Linked DNA regions of Mus musculus: region 1 is linked to region 2. Evidence: chromatin loops called from intact Hi-C (ENCODE). Cell type or tissue: left cerebral cortex. All regions are shown on one strand. Links, peaks and the distances in the headings refer to the core of each region. The heading gives the core; the rest is flanking DNA. Region 1 has its middle 230 kb from the start of Lmx1a. Region 2 has its middle 8.7 kb from the start of Gm34207.

Evidence for each region. Hi-C counts contacts between places; a loop is a spot of excess contacts. Peaks named below come from ENCODE experiments on the same cell type or tissue, not always from the same donor. Only the 100,000 strongest peaks of a DNase experiment are listed, where the experiment ranks them.
Region 1: a loop joins it to region 2, with 4 times the contacts of the local background. A loop is called at or near these places in 12 of 42 quality-filtered maps.

The regions. Positions count from the first base shown.
Region 1 is chr1:167,917,226-167,925,565 of GRCm38, reverse strand. No RefSeq gene overlaps it. Among named protein-coding and RNA genes, the nearest start is that of Lmx1a, 230 kb to the right of the region's middle. In left cerebral cortex, for the core only: no CTCF peak of the experiment used is centred there; a DNase peak (open chromatin) is centred at 4,258.
Region 2 is chr1:167,410,497-167,418,836 of GRCm38, reverse strand. No RefSeq gene overlaps it. Among named protein-coding and RNA genes, the nearest start is that of Gm34207, 8.7 kb to the left of the region's middle. In left cerebral cortex, for the core only: a CTCF peak has its summit at 3,806; a DNase peak (open chromatin) is centred at 3,787.

The sequences.
Region 1 (8,340 bases), core at 229-8,228, 510 kb before region 2:
ATCTCTCTCTCTTCCATGTCACCCCTGAAAGTTAAAGTGTAAATGATCAGACTGCAGCATAAGATTTGGCTGCGTTTATGCTTCATTCAGCAAGTACTTGGTGCCTGCTGTGCAAGATACCTGTGTACAGATAAGCAAGACACATGAGGTGACTATGGCATTGTGCGTCTTATCATAAATGAGTTAGAGACTTTATCGATTTATACGTCGATTCCAAAGCTATCAATGGGTAGTCAAGGAGAGAACTCTTAGAAGCCATGTAATACACAACCATCCCACTGGTTCCAGAAGAAACTGAGGCCCAAGGAGTCTAGGTTGCAGCTAAAGCTACACTTTGTTGGTAATGAAGGGTCTCTTCCTCTTAGTCTTTGCCAAGTCTCCTCTAAACATTTAGAACACAACCCCAAAGAGTGGCAAGGAAAGAGCTGAGGAGGCTTGAAAGAAAAGCTCCCCCCACAAAATAAGGTACTCAGACTGCATATTTAAAAATGGGCAGAATCTTGATGGGTTGAGGTTGCCCGGAGGATGGACTATTTGAGAGGAATGGCATAGAACACAAAGATTTAAAAAATAAGAGGGTATAGGATGTGTTCGGAGTAAAGGAAAAAATAATCCAATTCTAAGATGTCCAGTAAAGAGAAGACATGTTTTAATGGAAAAGCAGATGCAAGACACTGGACAGCCCAGAGTCATGGAAGAGCAAACCAGGTTAGGGCAACATGGTCTGAGCCATGTGCAGTAGCCACAAAGGTCACTGATATTTTGGTGAAGCGGACATGCAGAAGGAGGGCAGGTGGCCCATTGGCGTGAGATGCGAGGAATTCTAGAGATTTTGAAGAGGAAACCTTGCTAGAGTGCTCTGGAGGAAGGCTGCCTTTCTAGAGCAGTGAGCGAGGGTGATGAAGTCTCCCTGGGGTCAAAACTGTTAGTACTAAACTGGCAGCTTTAAGTGTCCACTGTCAGTCCCTCTCTGTATAGAGGGAATGGTGTGTCGCTGCTGAGAAGCACGAATGAGAGGGAAGAGGCAGAAACGTCTGACCAGCATCTTCTGGCCCGTGGGCTGATGGGAACCTTGGGCAGAAATTACCCCTTAAAAGCCTGGGTTTCGCAGAGTGCACAAAGGACAAAGGACTGCCCTGTATTGACCTCTCCCTGGACATGGCAGCATCTGGATAATGATCCCATAGTCCTTCCTCTTTAATGTGCACCTTTTCTCTTGACATCAACGGGCGTCCCTATTTATAAACCGCTGGGTAATGGTTCACAGTGGAAAAGCTTGGCTTTGCTATGAACAATCAAGCTGTGTGTGGTTGGCATCTCTATTTTCTAAGACTTTTCTTGACATCATTAACAACATTGTTTTGCCTTGGGGCAGTAGCATTTATAAATGGTGGATCTTTGGTATAATCCCATATTTAAATATAAGTAAATAATTTAGGGTTCTGCAGAGATAACACAGTCAACAACTGTTTATTGTACAACCATGAAGACTTGAGCTTGAGAGAGTCTGTGTAACAAAAATCCAGGGATGGGGCATGCCCCATCATCTCTGTGCCCAGAAGAAGGAGAAGGGCTTGGGGGACCTCTGGGAAACAGCCAGCCTAGCTTCCTCTGTGAGCCTCAGGTCTCAGTAGGAGTCCCAGTTTCAAAAACAAAACAAAAACCAAACCAAACCAAACCAAATCAGCCAAAGAACAAACTCAAAGAAAAATAAAATGACAAGGTGAGAAGCACACCTAAGGCTAACGTCTGGCCTCCATGTGTATCTGTGCACACATAAAATGTACACACACACTTACAGACTACACAATAATCACAACAAAATATCCTCATGCTTCTAAAAATGGGTCCCTTTGTGCCACATTGTTGATATAGTTACACACGATGAATGACACAGGTGTCTTTGGGGGTGAGGGCTCAAAACTGACCACAGTGATCTATGTGCCCCACCCCTGTGCTTTTGACTCCCGCCATTCCTGTACAATGCCATTCCATTGCAGCACACACACCCTTCTTTCAAAGGCATCTTTATCCCAATGCCAGCAAAGCTGTGACAGCCCCTCCTTTCCTATGACCACCAGGTTCCCCCATGCGGCTGAGAGGGGGAAGCAGAGCTGAAGAACTCAGCCTTGGTTCAAAGAATAACATCAACACCTTTTCTCATGGATTCAAAGGTAATGAGAGGAGAGAGAGAACCACATTAAAGAAGCAAAGTGAGATGAGAACAGAAGGCGCCAGGATCATCTTGCTCAGAGCTGACTGATGCTCTATAGCGCTAAAGAGCCACATGGAAGCCCGGCTGTTTGCGTGTATGAAGAAATCAGGTGTGTACTTCACAGTCATAATTAAAACCTCTCAGTCAGAGGCTATAGAGAGATTAGTTGTCACATTGTGTTAAAGGAATCCTTGCCTTATTCCCTAGAAGGGGACAGACTGCCTGTGGTCTTGTCATCTGTTCCTGTGCTCTAGCAACCCTCCGCCAGAATGCCCCACTGACAGATCCTGCACACTGAAGCCCTTTGGAACTGGGGAGGATCTGCCCACTGAATGAGAGGGAAAACATACCATAACCACGCGCCTAGCTACTCTCACCGAGTGCTAACAACCACCCACCATTTGCTTTAGCTAAGACTCTAAATCCTGCTTAGAGACCCTTACCCTTCCAACTCATTTTTCAGGAAGACAAGATGGAGACTCGGACGGGCAGCCAGGAAGGGCAGGCAATGGGGCAACTGTAAAATAGAGGAAGGGAAAGACAGAAACATGGCAGGAATTAGGGTTAGGGAGCTTCTAGGTCCCGGCAATACCCTGCACCAGAGAGTTGTACACACGTCCCTGACATCCTCAACCATTCTAAACCCGTAGAGGAGGTGGGTGGTCAGTCCACGGAAGGGGCAGTATTTTATTTCACGTATCCTATTGACGTAAACAGTTTGCTAGCCAAACTTAGGAAGAAATAATAAGCAAAATAAGCTTGTTAGACCTGACCTAAACTGGCGACTGTTTTCTATTTTGATTGATTTAATGAGCCAAACTCTTATCCCTACCCAAAAGAACTCAGAGCAGCCATGGACACCTGTCCATCACCTGGGGTGATTTATATTGTTTATTATAACTAAAATCATCATCCTCGTAATGCATTTACACATGTACCTTTGCCTGAAACCGACTGGCCTTTGATAACATCAAGATAGAAAAAAGACAGGTTCCAGAATCAGGAGCAGAACTGAAGTACCACATGGAAATAAGGCAATATTTTTTTAAATCATATATCTGAGAAAGGTCCGTATCTATAATATTTGAAGAATACGCAAAAAAGAATTTCAGAAAGACAATGTAATTTTAAAATGGTGAAGCAACCTAACTGAGCACCTTTTAAAAGAAGGAGTGCAAATGGTTGACAATAACACTAACAAATGGTCTCCATCACTAACTACTGAGACAATGGAAGTCAATACCTATGAGATACTGTCAGAATGACTGGAATAGAAAGAACGGACAATAAATGTTCACTAGCTTGTGGCGATGTTAGAAGCCTCGTACATGGCTGGTGGGATTATACATGGTATGTTCCCATTGATCAACAACCGGACAGATATTCACAAAGTTGGGCATTACAGTTTGATCCAATCCTAGGTATGTATTCAGGAGATGTGGAAACTCATTCACACAGAACTTGCACATGGATGCTCAGAGCAGCAGCATTCTTAGACCTCAGGTGGAAGAATGCCCACCAGCCCATAAATCGATAAGCATGTCATATCTATAAAATAAATATTATTTGGTTGTAAGAAGGAATGACAGGCTAATACATGAACTAATACAGACTAATCAAGGACAAGACTTGAAAAGAATAAGCCATATGAAGGAAATCTTGCCCCAAATTCACCTAGTGGTTGATTCTAGGTCATGGAATGTTCAGAATAGGTAAAGCTATAGAGACAGAAAGCAGTATTTTCCAAAGATAAAAGTAGGGGAAACTAGAGTTAGTCTTTTAATGAGGTGGGTTTTATGGAATGATTATCAGAATATTCTAAAATCGATTATAAAGATGGTTATACAACTCAATATCTTAAAGACATTAAGGTAAAAAAAACTTTACTTTTGAAATAGATGAACTTTGTGCTACGTTAAATATATCTCAATTAAAAAGGAGAAGGCAAGAAGGTGTGTGGGAGGGAACATCTTCTGTCTGTCTCTCAGGGCCAGGACTACTCCCTTTTTCTCCACAGAACACTCATTTATGCAAACTGAGCTGGTGATGGTGAGCATTCCAGAGAAGGTTTACTTTCCTTGAAATGTCAGCCTTTCTCTTAGAAAGCATCTTATGTGGCTATACAACCAGAGAAAAGCAAAATATTATATGGAATGAATGCTAGGTGCACCGGACACCCAAGTCCACCCACAAGGCCAGTATGATGGGGGAACGGTCATCCCATAGTGACTGAGGTTTGAGTAGAATCCACCCATGTGGTGGCATGCTTGTCTCTGTTACCAGAGAGCCCTGGCCTTGTTTGCCTTCATTAAGCTATGGCCCACTCATCAGCCATAAAACAAGGAGCTCCCCACAGTCCAGGCTTTGGTGCTGGATTCCACCTGGTCATCCAGAGATGACAGGACTCAACAGTGAAAAGGACTTCAAGAGATTCTAGCTGGCCCACGATGTCCCCTCTCCCCTGGTTTCACAGAAATCACTTCAACTGGTAACCCAGTCACTCAGTGTGGCCGTTTGTGAGCTACAATGGCCAGGGAATGTGAGTGGGAGCAGAATACTTCAGGGACCATCACGAGGATCAGGGGTGTGCCATTTTGAAATGGTGTCCTTGGCCATTTTGAAAGCCCTGGAGAAAACAACCATTTCTACTCACAAGAGAACGCTTTTAAGAGGACAAAGCTACCCTACTAGTACCCATACACAAACACCATCACCCTAGCACATGAGAAAGATGTGTCCTCATGTAAGCCAGTGTGTTCTGATGTCTTTCTTAGAGCAGTTTATATAACTAGACAGGCATGTGCACAAGGCTGAAGAGTAAACTCCATGCCAATTTGCTATCCCTACGGTCTACATATCCTCCTATTGCCTCCCCCAAGGAATTCTCTATTTCAATCTACGCAGCATCCTCTTCATGTCCAACACTGAAAGCCACAGGACTTAGAAATTCTTTGATCAGATCTTATAGAATCCTGGTTGATTGTTAATCTGGAAGAATTGGTTAGAGGATCACTAGAAACGATACAAGCACCCACCAAACATTTCACACAAACACACAGGAGCTACTTCTGAGCTATCTCTTAAAAGCACTGCGATCTTCATCCTGTTGACAAATGGTTGCCGCTGTGGAGGTTGCCCTGGACCTTGGGGATGACAGTCACTTTTCAGAACAATGCAGCAGGAACCTAGAGGGGCCTGGTCCCTTGGCCACCTGGTGGAACTGTGCTGCGAGCCTGGAGAGCTCCAGGCTTTTTCTGTCAGTGATGCTGACTACATCAGTTGATGAGTTTTATGGAGGAAATAGTGTTGCCCAGTTTGTACTGATTAAGAGGTAGTCGATTAATATCGTCTGCAGAGTAATTCAGTTCTGCAATGAGCAGAGGATTCCAACAAAACAACCAAGGTTTCCTTCAAGGGTACATCTTCCAAAGGACAGAAAGGTGTGGTGACTATCTCTGCCCACAAGAAAGTGACACAGTTCACGAAAAACTGCTGAACCCCGTCTCACTTGCTGTTTGGAGGTCATGAAAACTATGGATAATTTTTTTTCCATTTCTGGATTTTCCTCTGTTTGAGCTTTACTTTTGTTTGTTTCTTGGGTCTCGTGCAGCTGAAACTCAAAGCCTTATGTAGCTTGAAAGCCCCGCAGTCCTCACCTTGCTGGTGCTGGGATGGCGGCATATGCACCATGCCCTGTTATGCAGGGATAACATAAAATCTTGGCTTTCATGTGTGCCTGTCAATCATGCTAGCAACTCATCGGTGTTCCCATTCCTCCCGTTCTGATTTTAAAACACATTGCTAGCTCAACAAAAGCAAGCTACTATTTCATTTAATAGTTCGGGGCTTAATTGACCTACCTGACCTCAAATAACTTTTCTATTTGCTACATAATGATTACTTTGGCTTCGTTATCCAAGCCCCACAAGCAGCTGAACTAAAACTATCTCAAGAGAATGCGCTGCTAAATATACTTGGTTATGGATGAAGCTGCTGCATAGTTACCAAGGTCCAAGTCTGAAGAAATCGGAAAATTGGCTAAAAAGCCATGTGTACTGACTGGTTTTGTGTGTCAACTTGACACAAGTTGGAGTTATCACAGAGAAAGGAGCCTCCTTTTAGGAAATGCCTCCATGAGATCCACCTGTAAGGCATTTTCTCAATTAGTGATCAAGGGTGGGAGGGTCCTCCCCATTGTGGGTAGTGCCATCCCTGGGCTGGTAGTTTTGGATTCTTAAGAAAGCCAGCTGAGCAAGCCAGGGGAAGCAAGCCAGTAACATCCCTCCATGGCTTCTGCATCAGCTCTTGCCTCCTGCCATGTGTGAGTTACAGTCCTGACTTCCTTTGGTGGTGAACAGCAATGTGAATGTGTAAGCTTAACAAATCCTTTCCTCCCCAACTTGCTTCTTGGTCATGATGTTTGTGCAGGAATAGAAATCCTGACTAAGGCAAATTGGCACCAGGAGTGGGGTTTTCCTGTGACAATCTGACCATGTTTTAGGGAGGACTATGGAAGGACTTTGAGCTAGAAGAGCCATTGGGATGTTAAGAGCTTTGTGGAATGTTGTATAGGAGCTTAGAAGATAATGTTGAGAATAGTGAAGAAGATGGAGGCCTGGCTTGTGAAACTTCAGAGAGAAAATTAAAGACTCTTATCAGGGCTGCTGCTATTTTGATTGTGAAGATTTTGTGGTTTAGGTTAGCTGTGACTAACAAGATACCAGAACTATTAAATTGAAACCTTTGCATTACTGGGATTATTGATGCTGATTAGCTGGAACTAAGAAATTAAAGGGGATTAAGAAGATACCAGCATCATTGAGGTCTTCTGGGAAGTGTTTTCTGAGAGCACAAAGAGGGTGTGTTCCAGAGATAGCCAAGGTTGTACCTTGTGCTGCAGCTGTACTTGGTAATGTGTAAGAGTCACCCAGGTGGTTTTGAAGGAGTGAAGGCATCATGAAGAACAGCTGAGACTTGGCACTGTGAGAGGCCATGGAAGGTCATTAGTGAAGGTGCAGCCTCAGTTGCAATTGATGACCCAGGACTGAAGGGATCATGCAAAGTAGTTGAGGCTTGGCACCATGAAGAGCGCCTATGAGAGGCTATGGGTGAAGCCTAGTTACAGTGGAAGACAGCAGTGTTTTGGAGATGCTAGTACTATGAGATGACCACCAAGAGCAGCAGCAGTGGAGTACAGGCAGCTGGAACCTAGAAGACAAGAGCTGGAGAAGTGATTCAAGCCTTTGAAGGAGCCCAGAAGATTATGAGTGGATCCCAGACATTGAACTGTTAGAGTTTGATTTTGTTTTTGTGACTGGGCCCTGATATATTTCCCTTTTGAAGGAAGAAAATATTTAGTGGAGCCCATAGTTAAGAGACTTTGAATTTTAAGAGATTGGATATTTTAAAGGGATTGAAATTTTAATATGTAAGAATTTGTAAATAGGGCTTTTAAAGCTATTTAGATCTTAGGGATGAATAAGAAAGTAAAGGTTGAGGCTTAATAGTGATGTGTTTATGTGTCAAGTTGACAAGTGGTCAACTGTACTGGCTGGTTTTGTGTGTCAACTTGACACAAGCTGGAGTTATCACGGAGAAAGGAATAAACCCTTTCCTACCCAACTTGCTTCTTAGTCATGATATTTGTGCAGGAATAGAAACCCTGACTAAGAAACCATGCATCTCCTCCCGAGGAAACCTCCACTTAAGCTACCCCAAGAGGTAGTGTAGAGGAGACTTTGATAGAGCTTCCAGAGAAGACATATGATGAACAAGAAGGAAAAAAAAAGCAGTTTATTTTGTTATGTTTAACTGTTGGGATGTTTCACTGTATAATTTAACCAGTCTGAACTAACACTAATTTCAGCGTCATTGGGAATTCTGAATTTCTCACCGACTGGGGCAAAGGGCCATCTAATTATTATGACCTTCACACATAGTCATATACCTCCGTTAGAAAATATTTGGAGTTGATAAGCCCAGTTTGGATTTTAAAATCCTCCATGAAGAAAACCCTCGGGGGAAAAAAACAAAACAAAACAAAAAACCTAAGAATGTTGTCTGAGTTCTTTGCATGGTGGAGACCACGAGGCATGCATTTTTGGATTCGAGTGTCCTGTAGCCAG
Region 2 (8,340 bases), core at 193-8,192:
AATTTAAAAATAAAAATATTCAGCCGGCTGTGGTGGCGCACGCACACCTTTGATCCCAGCACTTGGGAGGCAGAGGCAGGCGGATTTCTGAGTTCGAGGCCAGCCTGATCTACAGAGGACAGCCCAGGACAGCCAGGGCTACACAAAGAAACCCTGTCTCGAAAAACCAAAACCAAACCAAAACAACAACAAAAAAAAAAAAATTCAGAACAGCCGGGCATGGTGGTACACACCTTTAATCCCAGCACTCAGGAGGCAGAGGCAGTCGGATTTCTGAGTTCGAGGCCAGCCTGGTCTACAAAGTGAGTTCCAGGACAGCCAGGGCTACACAGAGAAAGCCTGTCTCGAAACACCCCCCCAAAAAATATTCAGAACAACATTCACATAGAATATTATGTAATGAGGAAATGAGAAAAACAAAAACAGTTGATACTCCCTGCCCCTAGATAAAGAGCTACAGGCAATCAATGGTTGCTGTGAGATAACCAGTTTTCTTCAGGGTATAGATAGCCCCCCTGATAAGTTACCCAATTCCAAATGGTCAGCCCTAATAAAATACATAGAAGAGCAACAGTAAATGGCCTCCACAGATTGTATTTCCATGTACATATGTATGGATGGATGTATATATGTAACGGTAGTGATTAAGAAGAGGTCACAAAGTTCAGAGGGAGTGGGGTGCACAGAAAGAGCTGCATGGGGGAAGAGTGTGGATTGGAAATGATGTAAACACAGGAAATTCTAAAAAAAACAAAACAAAAAAAAAAAAAAAAAAAAAAACCACAGTTGATGCATCATGGACCCAGGGATACAGCTCAGCTCAGTGATTAAATACATGCCTAGCATGAGTAAGGCCCTAAATTTAATCTCAAGTAACACCAAAAAGCATGAGGTGGTGGGATTTATCTAATCTCTCTCTCTCTCTCTCTCTCTCTCTCTCTCTCTCTCTCTCTCTCTCTCTCTTTCTCTCCCTCCCTCCCTTCCTCCCTCCCTCCCTCCCCCCTCCCTCTCCCTCTCCCTCCCTCCCTCTCCCTCTCCCTCTCCCCCTCCCCCTCCCCCTCCCCCTCCCCCTCTCCCTCCCTCTCTCTCTCTCAGCAAAGTCTCATATATCTCAGGCTAACCTTAAACTCACTATGTGCCCAAGGATAGCTTTGAACTTCTGACTCTTCTCCTGTACTTCCTGAAGGCCGTATCTGCTTTTATGTAGTGCTGAGTATTCCATCCAGGGGCTCATACATGCTAGTCAAGCATTTCACCAACTAAGCTATGCCCTCAGTCCTTGTCTTTTAAAGCTAAGACAATATGTATGTGTCTTATAATAATAAGATAGAAAGCATTCATTTCTCCATGAGTGAAACACATAAAGTACCATACTTAGGATAGTTTGGAAACCTTTGGAATTATTGGTGGTAAGAAAAGCTTCAGAGGTGAAAAAGACACTTAAGGTGACCTTTGAGAGACAGGTAGAGTTTGGATCTGAAAGACTGAATACTGAAGTGGGATGACGGTGTGTGCAATGAGTCTGACAAGACTCACACGGAGCAAAGCATTTGCCTCAGTCTAGCGGAAGACTAGCTTCAGCTTCCGATAAGAACTAGGATTTATGTGCTAAACAGCCCAGGCTATCGAAGGTTTGTGAGCTGGCGCACAGTGTGGCAAGACCTCAGGACTAAGTGGGCGAGGCAGGTTAGAGCAGAGTACAGCCAGAGACAAGATACAAATCAGAACAAAAACACAGTCAGATAGACAAAAGAACAAAAGAAAGAGGGACGGAGAAATAAGGGTATCAGGGAAGGCATGAAGACAATGGGTAGAGATGCTGGCGTGTCCACAGGATTGGGTCACTGGTGAGCCAGTGTACCAATGACATCGAAGATTTACCTGAAGTGGATCTTCTGGTTGTTTATAAGGCTAGTAATACTGTTATCGTAGACTTGTTAATAAAATAATTTAGAAACAGATTCAAAAGAAACCTGGACAACAATTTTATTAGCATTTAGGAAAACAGTAGATTATACAGGTTATGTGACAATCCTGGCAGCTACCAGGAGGGGAGATGGGGAAAAGGCCACGCCTTTTAAGTTAGACATGGAATAGAAACAGATAGCTTGTTTAGAAAGGAAAAACTACGTCTAGTAATCCGACCACCCACCCCATCTCACCCCTTTATATTTCCTGGGCTTTATCCAGAGCTTGTTCTGTTGTCGGATGACGTCAGGGTAAGCAAAGGCTTCCGGTCTCCCTCTGCAGTTGGCTTCTTTCATGTGCAATCTTTGTAGCTCTTTTTGTCCATATTCTTTTTTTTTAATTTATTTTTTAATTAGGTATTTTCTTCATTTACATTTCAGATGCCATCCCAAAAGTCCCCCAGACACTCCCCCCCCCACTCCCCTACCCACCCACTCCCACTTCTTGGCCCTGGTGTTCCCTTGTACTGAGGCATATAAAGTTTGCAAGACCAAGGGGCCTCTCTTCCCAATGATGGCCGACTAGGCCATCTTCTGCTACATATGCAGCTAGAGACACGAGCTCCGGGGGGTACTGGTTAGTTCATAATGTTGTTCCACCTATAGGGTTGCAGACCCCCTTTTAGCTCTTTGGGTACTTTCTCTAGCTCCTCCATTGGGGGCCCTGTGATCCATCCAATAGCTGACTGTGAGCATCCACTTCTGTGTTTGCCAGGCCCCGGCATAGCTTCACAAGAGACAGCTATATCAGGGTCCTTTCAGCAAAATCTTGCTGGTGTATAAAATGGTGTCTGTGTTTGGAGGCTGATTATGGGATGGATCCCCGGGTGCGGCAGTCTCTAGATGGTCCATCCTTTTGTCTCAGCTCCAAACTTTGTCTCTGTAATTCCTTCCATGGGTGTTTTGTTCCCAATTCTAAGAAGGGGCAAAGTGTCCACACTTTGGTCTTCGTTCTTCTTGAGTTTCATGTGTTTTGCAAATTGTATCTTGTATCTTGTGTATTCTAAGTTTCTGGGCTAATATCAGTGAGTACATATCATGTGAGTTCTTTTGTGATTGGGTTACCTCACTCAGGATGATGCCCTCCAGGTCCATCCATTTGCCATATTCCATTTTTGTCCATATTCTTCTATCACAATACTATCAACAAAAAAAAGGGACCTTAAAGGTAAAGATGCCTGTGGGGCATGTATGTGTGATGTCTACCAGGATGCAGAGCTGGAACATGCATGCACACACGCGCACTCACACACACAAACACACACACACACACAGAGCACACATACACACCACTTCCTAATCCCACACCCGAGTGCCAATAGCTTGACTTATAGATCAAAAGGTTTTAAGGTTTAGTCTCTGGAACAATAGGAAAATAGTTTTCTATGCTGATATGTACATAGATAGAGGGAGAGATGGGGATGTATGAGCAGAATTTTTTATTTTCTCATGGGTAATTTTACAAATTTTCCAAATATTGTCTATCAACCACTTGATTATACTAGATTAGTAAGTTGATCCACCTGATGAAAACTAACAAATGTAGAGAAAACCATTCTTGCATCCTGAACTGAAGATCTCCTGCCATGGCCTTCCAGGGTCCCTACAATTTCGTAACTGGTTCTTTGACTCTGGGCCTGCCAGTCTTCCCCTGTACAGCTATAGCTCTCAATTCTCAATTCAGAGCCCCGTCCTTGAATTGTTGTCCCTGGCCTTGTAGTCTGGAGTTTAGAGAGTTGTTGATGAAAACGTCTCTTCTTGACTGAGCTTGTTACATGACCCCAGGAAGTAGAGGAAATAACGCAGCAGCTCGTGACTTAGACAATGCTGCCACCCGTAGGTCACAACTGGAATTGCCTCTGGTCTTCTCCCCTAATTAAGAGTGACTTAATGGAACATTTCCCAAGGACTTGGAGTTGTTACTGGAATTGTAACTGAATTGTTACTGCCATTATCGCTAATGCTTCAACAATAAGCCTTTGATATTTGTGACACGATTATAAAACAGGCCTATGAGCTTGGGCTGCTGCAGAAATGAGGTTCTGGGAATGCAAAATAAGAAATCACTTGCAGCCCAAAAAGAGAATCCACGTGGGCAAACTGCCCTGAGGGGGAACAAGGGAAAAAAGAAGACGCCTCTCACACAGCACGAACGATGCAGCAGGTACAGTGTGAGACATCGAGCTTACTCCCAGAGAGCAGCGCAGCTGCTTTGACCTCAGCTTTCCCTACCCTGTCCCCCGTCTATTCTCAGTCTCAGATCCAAACCACCGGCGCTGTTACCACTTTTGAGGACTCTGAGTATCTGAACTTGTTCGGATCACACTTTCCTGCTGGAGTCTTAGGTAAAGCTTTAAAAATGGTGCTTTGGGTTTACATTTTCTAGATGTGAGTACACTGTGGCTGTCTTCAGACTCACCAGAAGAGGGCGTCAGATCCCATTACAGATGGTTGTGCGTCACCCTGTGGTTGCTGGGAATTGGACTCAGGACCTCTGGAAGAACTGTCAGTGCTCCTAATTATTGAGTCATTTCTCCAGCCCTAGGTTTACATTTTAGACACTATTCCACATTCCAGGACAGCTATCCTGAAATTTTTGGTGCCCCAGATTCCCCTAATTTTAGGAAGTCTTTGACCTATTTCCCCTCCCCTTCTAAAACCTTCTGCCTGGTAGTGGATTTGGGAACAGTTGAAGGCTGTATAACCCAATCTGACAGCCACGACTTATCAGTGGTTATTGGTGCCTGGAATGTGGCCAGCCCAAATTGATACACACCTTGCCTATAAAACCACATTGACTTCTAAGAAGTCTTTGTGTAGAAGCCAAAATATAAACTTATCTCCTTAATGATTTTATATTGGCAGTATACTACTAAACATCACACTAATTTGGGATGTGTTAGGTTAAGAATATCATTAAAATTAATTTCTCTGGCATCTTTTTACTTTGTAATGAGTAAGTCTTCTATTGCATGGATGGGTACCACTATATTTCTACTGGGCATTTGTGGTTCAAAGATGTACACATGTAAATAAAGGCATTTCTTACATTAATTAGTATAAGATCCCAGGCATGAAACAGAAATTTATTTCCTACTTAGCTGATGGGCAAAAAGCTGTCACCTGAGGCTCAAGACAACTATAATTATTAGCCGAGATTTTCATGTCATTGTGGAAACTAATGAAGCTTGACTTTCTCTGATTGTGTCTCTTGTGGGTGGGTGACTGGTTTGCTAATTATCCTAAAGTTCCCATCCTACTAAATTCCATTAACAATACTGTAATTTATATGCTAGACCAAGCTCAATAAACAACAGAGTATTTCCATTAAAGAAAGTAGCAGGGAGGGGATGGAGAAATGTCTCAGTTGTTAAGAGATTTCAGTGGAAGAATAAAGAGACCAGAGTTCAGATCCCAGAACACACGCCAATGCCAAGGGGACCTGGTGGCCTATCTGTATAATCCCAGCAAGGATAGGCATATCTGCAAGCTCTGGGTTTGATTGAGAGGCCTTTCCTCAATGAATAAAGTGAAAGATTAAAGGAGAATGATTCCCAACATCAACACCATGCCTACACACAGGAGGAATGGGCTGTGCAAGCACATGTGTGCACAAAACGTGGATAGGGCATGCATGCACCACACACAGAAAAAAATGGCAGTCTCTTAATGGAGCTCTTATTATTCTACTAGAAGTGTGCTCCAGAGAAAGAAAGGCTGCAGAATCCTCTTGCCCTTGTCTAGTCAGGTGCCTTTAGCTGAGAGGAAATGCTGCTGTGAGTTAAAAACTGATCACATCCTAGGGTTAAACCAATTCATCCCCAAAGGCTCTCTCTCAGGCTAACTGGAGTTTCTTCACTCATCATAACAACCTTGGAAAATTGTTGGATTCCTAAACAGAATGCAAATTCAAAGCTCCTAACTTAGGAGTTATGAATCACTTTTTTTGAGGGGCCTTGGAACAATGGTGACCTGACTTTCCAGTGCCAACAGGAATGGGCCCTGTCTGCCTGAGAGAGAATTCTAATGGTGTTCCTTTCACCCCTATGATCTTCTAAAATAATCGTATATGTTCCACACTTACATGGTTTATATCTCAAATTGCTCCAAATGAAATGAAACTACTAAGCCCTGTCCCTAAATCCTATCCATCACGACACTGACTTTTGGAATAGGGAAGCTGATTTCTCAAGTTCATCTTCAAAACTGGACTCTGGTTCCTCGCTCTGTGTAAGAAGGAGCACTCCCAACTCGTTAAACCAGAAAGAGCCAATACCCGTAGTCTGAGGTCCCCCGAGGAACTCATTTGAACACTGCACAGAGCAAACTCAGCAGATATCTTCTGCCAGCTCCTTTCCATTTTCTCTGCTATGTGTGATATTTTCCATGGATGAGACCAGAGATGTTTGGTTGCAAATGGCTGTCAGATGTTTAAACAGTTCTGTTGCTGAAACATGATAATTTCCAGAAGCTCTCTTTCTGCCCGTGGTGTCTTTCGGTAAGACCCACCACAAAGAAAACGGGGTTGTACAAGAAAAATGGCAGAAGATCTGGGAATTAACCAGAAAAAAAAACTAGACTATAACATGCCTCCAACAACAACAAAAAAAATCATTAATAGGAAACAGGCCAGTTTCTAAGGGTCACAGAAAGAATACATGCTGGATTCTCGGCAACTGGCTTCGTTTCAGAGTCAGTAACCTCCAAGTTGTCAGGGAGGATTGCGGTTAATGCTGTGAAAGATGTGTGCTGAAAGATTTCTAGTTGCCCTTGAATTCCTGAGCTTCAAGTCAGGACATCATACCACACATGTGCAAAACAGAAAGTCTGGTAAAGTCTAAACGGACCCTGCTATAAGTAAACCTACTATGTAAAAGCTCAACTCATAAAATCAATACATTAGAAAGCAATCATTAATATTAAAAAGGAAGTTGATTTTAAAATATTTTAGTGAAATTTTCCCTATTCACATATTTGGTTAAGTTATATGAAAATACTAGTATTTGGTTATTTTAACCCTCCCTCAAAAATAAAGCTCCCACATTCTGGTCATTCCATATGATTTAACCTATATATTGCATTGTATAGGTACTGGAGATTTTTCATGTGTATGCATGTTTTGCCCTCACATTTGTATATGCACCAAATGCCTGGTGCCCATAGAGGTCAGAGGAGTGTGCCTGACTCCCAGACTACAGTTGCAGGCACTTATGAACTACTGTGCACTCTGGAGATTGAGCTCTGGTCTTCTAGAAAAGCAGCCAATGCTTGGAACTGCTGGTCCATCTCTCCAGCCTCCAGAAATAAATAACCTTTAAACCCTACTTTCATGGGGCTACAGAGAGGGCTCAGTCAAGGAAGCATTTACTGCACAGGCATTAGGACCTGAACTGCAGCCTCGGGGCCATAGAAACAAAAGGCTGGGAATGGTGCAGTTGTAGTCACAGCGCTAAGGAAGGGGTCAGGTGGTTCAGTGGCATCTAGACTTGCCTAATCAGTGAGAGACAATCTCACAAAAATAAGGTGAATGGCACCAAAGGAATGACAACTAAGGTTGTCTGCACGTACGCACAAGCACACACACACAGAATACTTTATTCAATGTTTCCCATTTGTGTGTAAAGTTTCAGTAGCTCAGCTGCTTTAACCTGAGTGCCAGTGTAGACAGAAACAGTGACGTTATCAAAAGCCAGAAGGATTTTGAGTGTTATCTGTCGAAAAAAAAATTTTTTTTCCAAAAAGAGAAATCTCAGTAACACAAGAAGTAATGAGTGAGGACTAAGAATTTGGTAATGCCTAAAATAATAGTAACACTAGCTACAAATTACCTATTTGAGTATTTCAAAGCAGCCTTGAATGAAGTTAAACTTCTAAGCCACATTCCCAAATCACTATGAGAATAAAGAGTAAAGAGGAGAGACAGGGTGATTTTAGCGATCAGGACTTACCTAACCATGCCAGCACTCAGAAGTGGGAAAGGAAAGATGCCAAGTTTGAGGCTAGCCTGGGCTACAGAGAGAGATCTGTCTCAAAGAGCACCCTCCACCCAACTTACACATCCAAATAAGGACTGCTGTTCAAGGAGTCCTGAGGGAAGCTGCATATCTAATTCCAATTGACACTGGTGCATTGATCAGAAAGCCTGTGGAATGTACCCTTGGAACCATCATTCATTACTGAACTATTTCTCAGTAATCATTTTCGGTTTTATGTTCCAAAATGGCACTGGCCAGCTTCTTGACATTCTTAATTCCCAAAGTCCATTCCAGATGCATTTCTGTTATTGGTTGAAATACATATATATCATTTTAAAACTCAGGGGAGAGAACCGTGGCTACCCGGAGGGTATCTACACATGCCCTGTAAGTCTTCC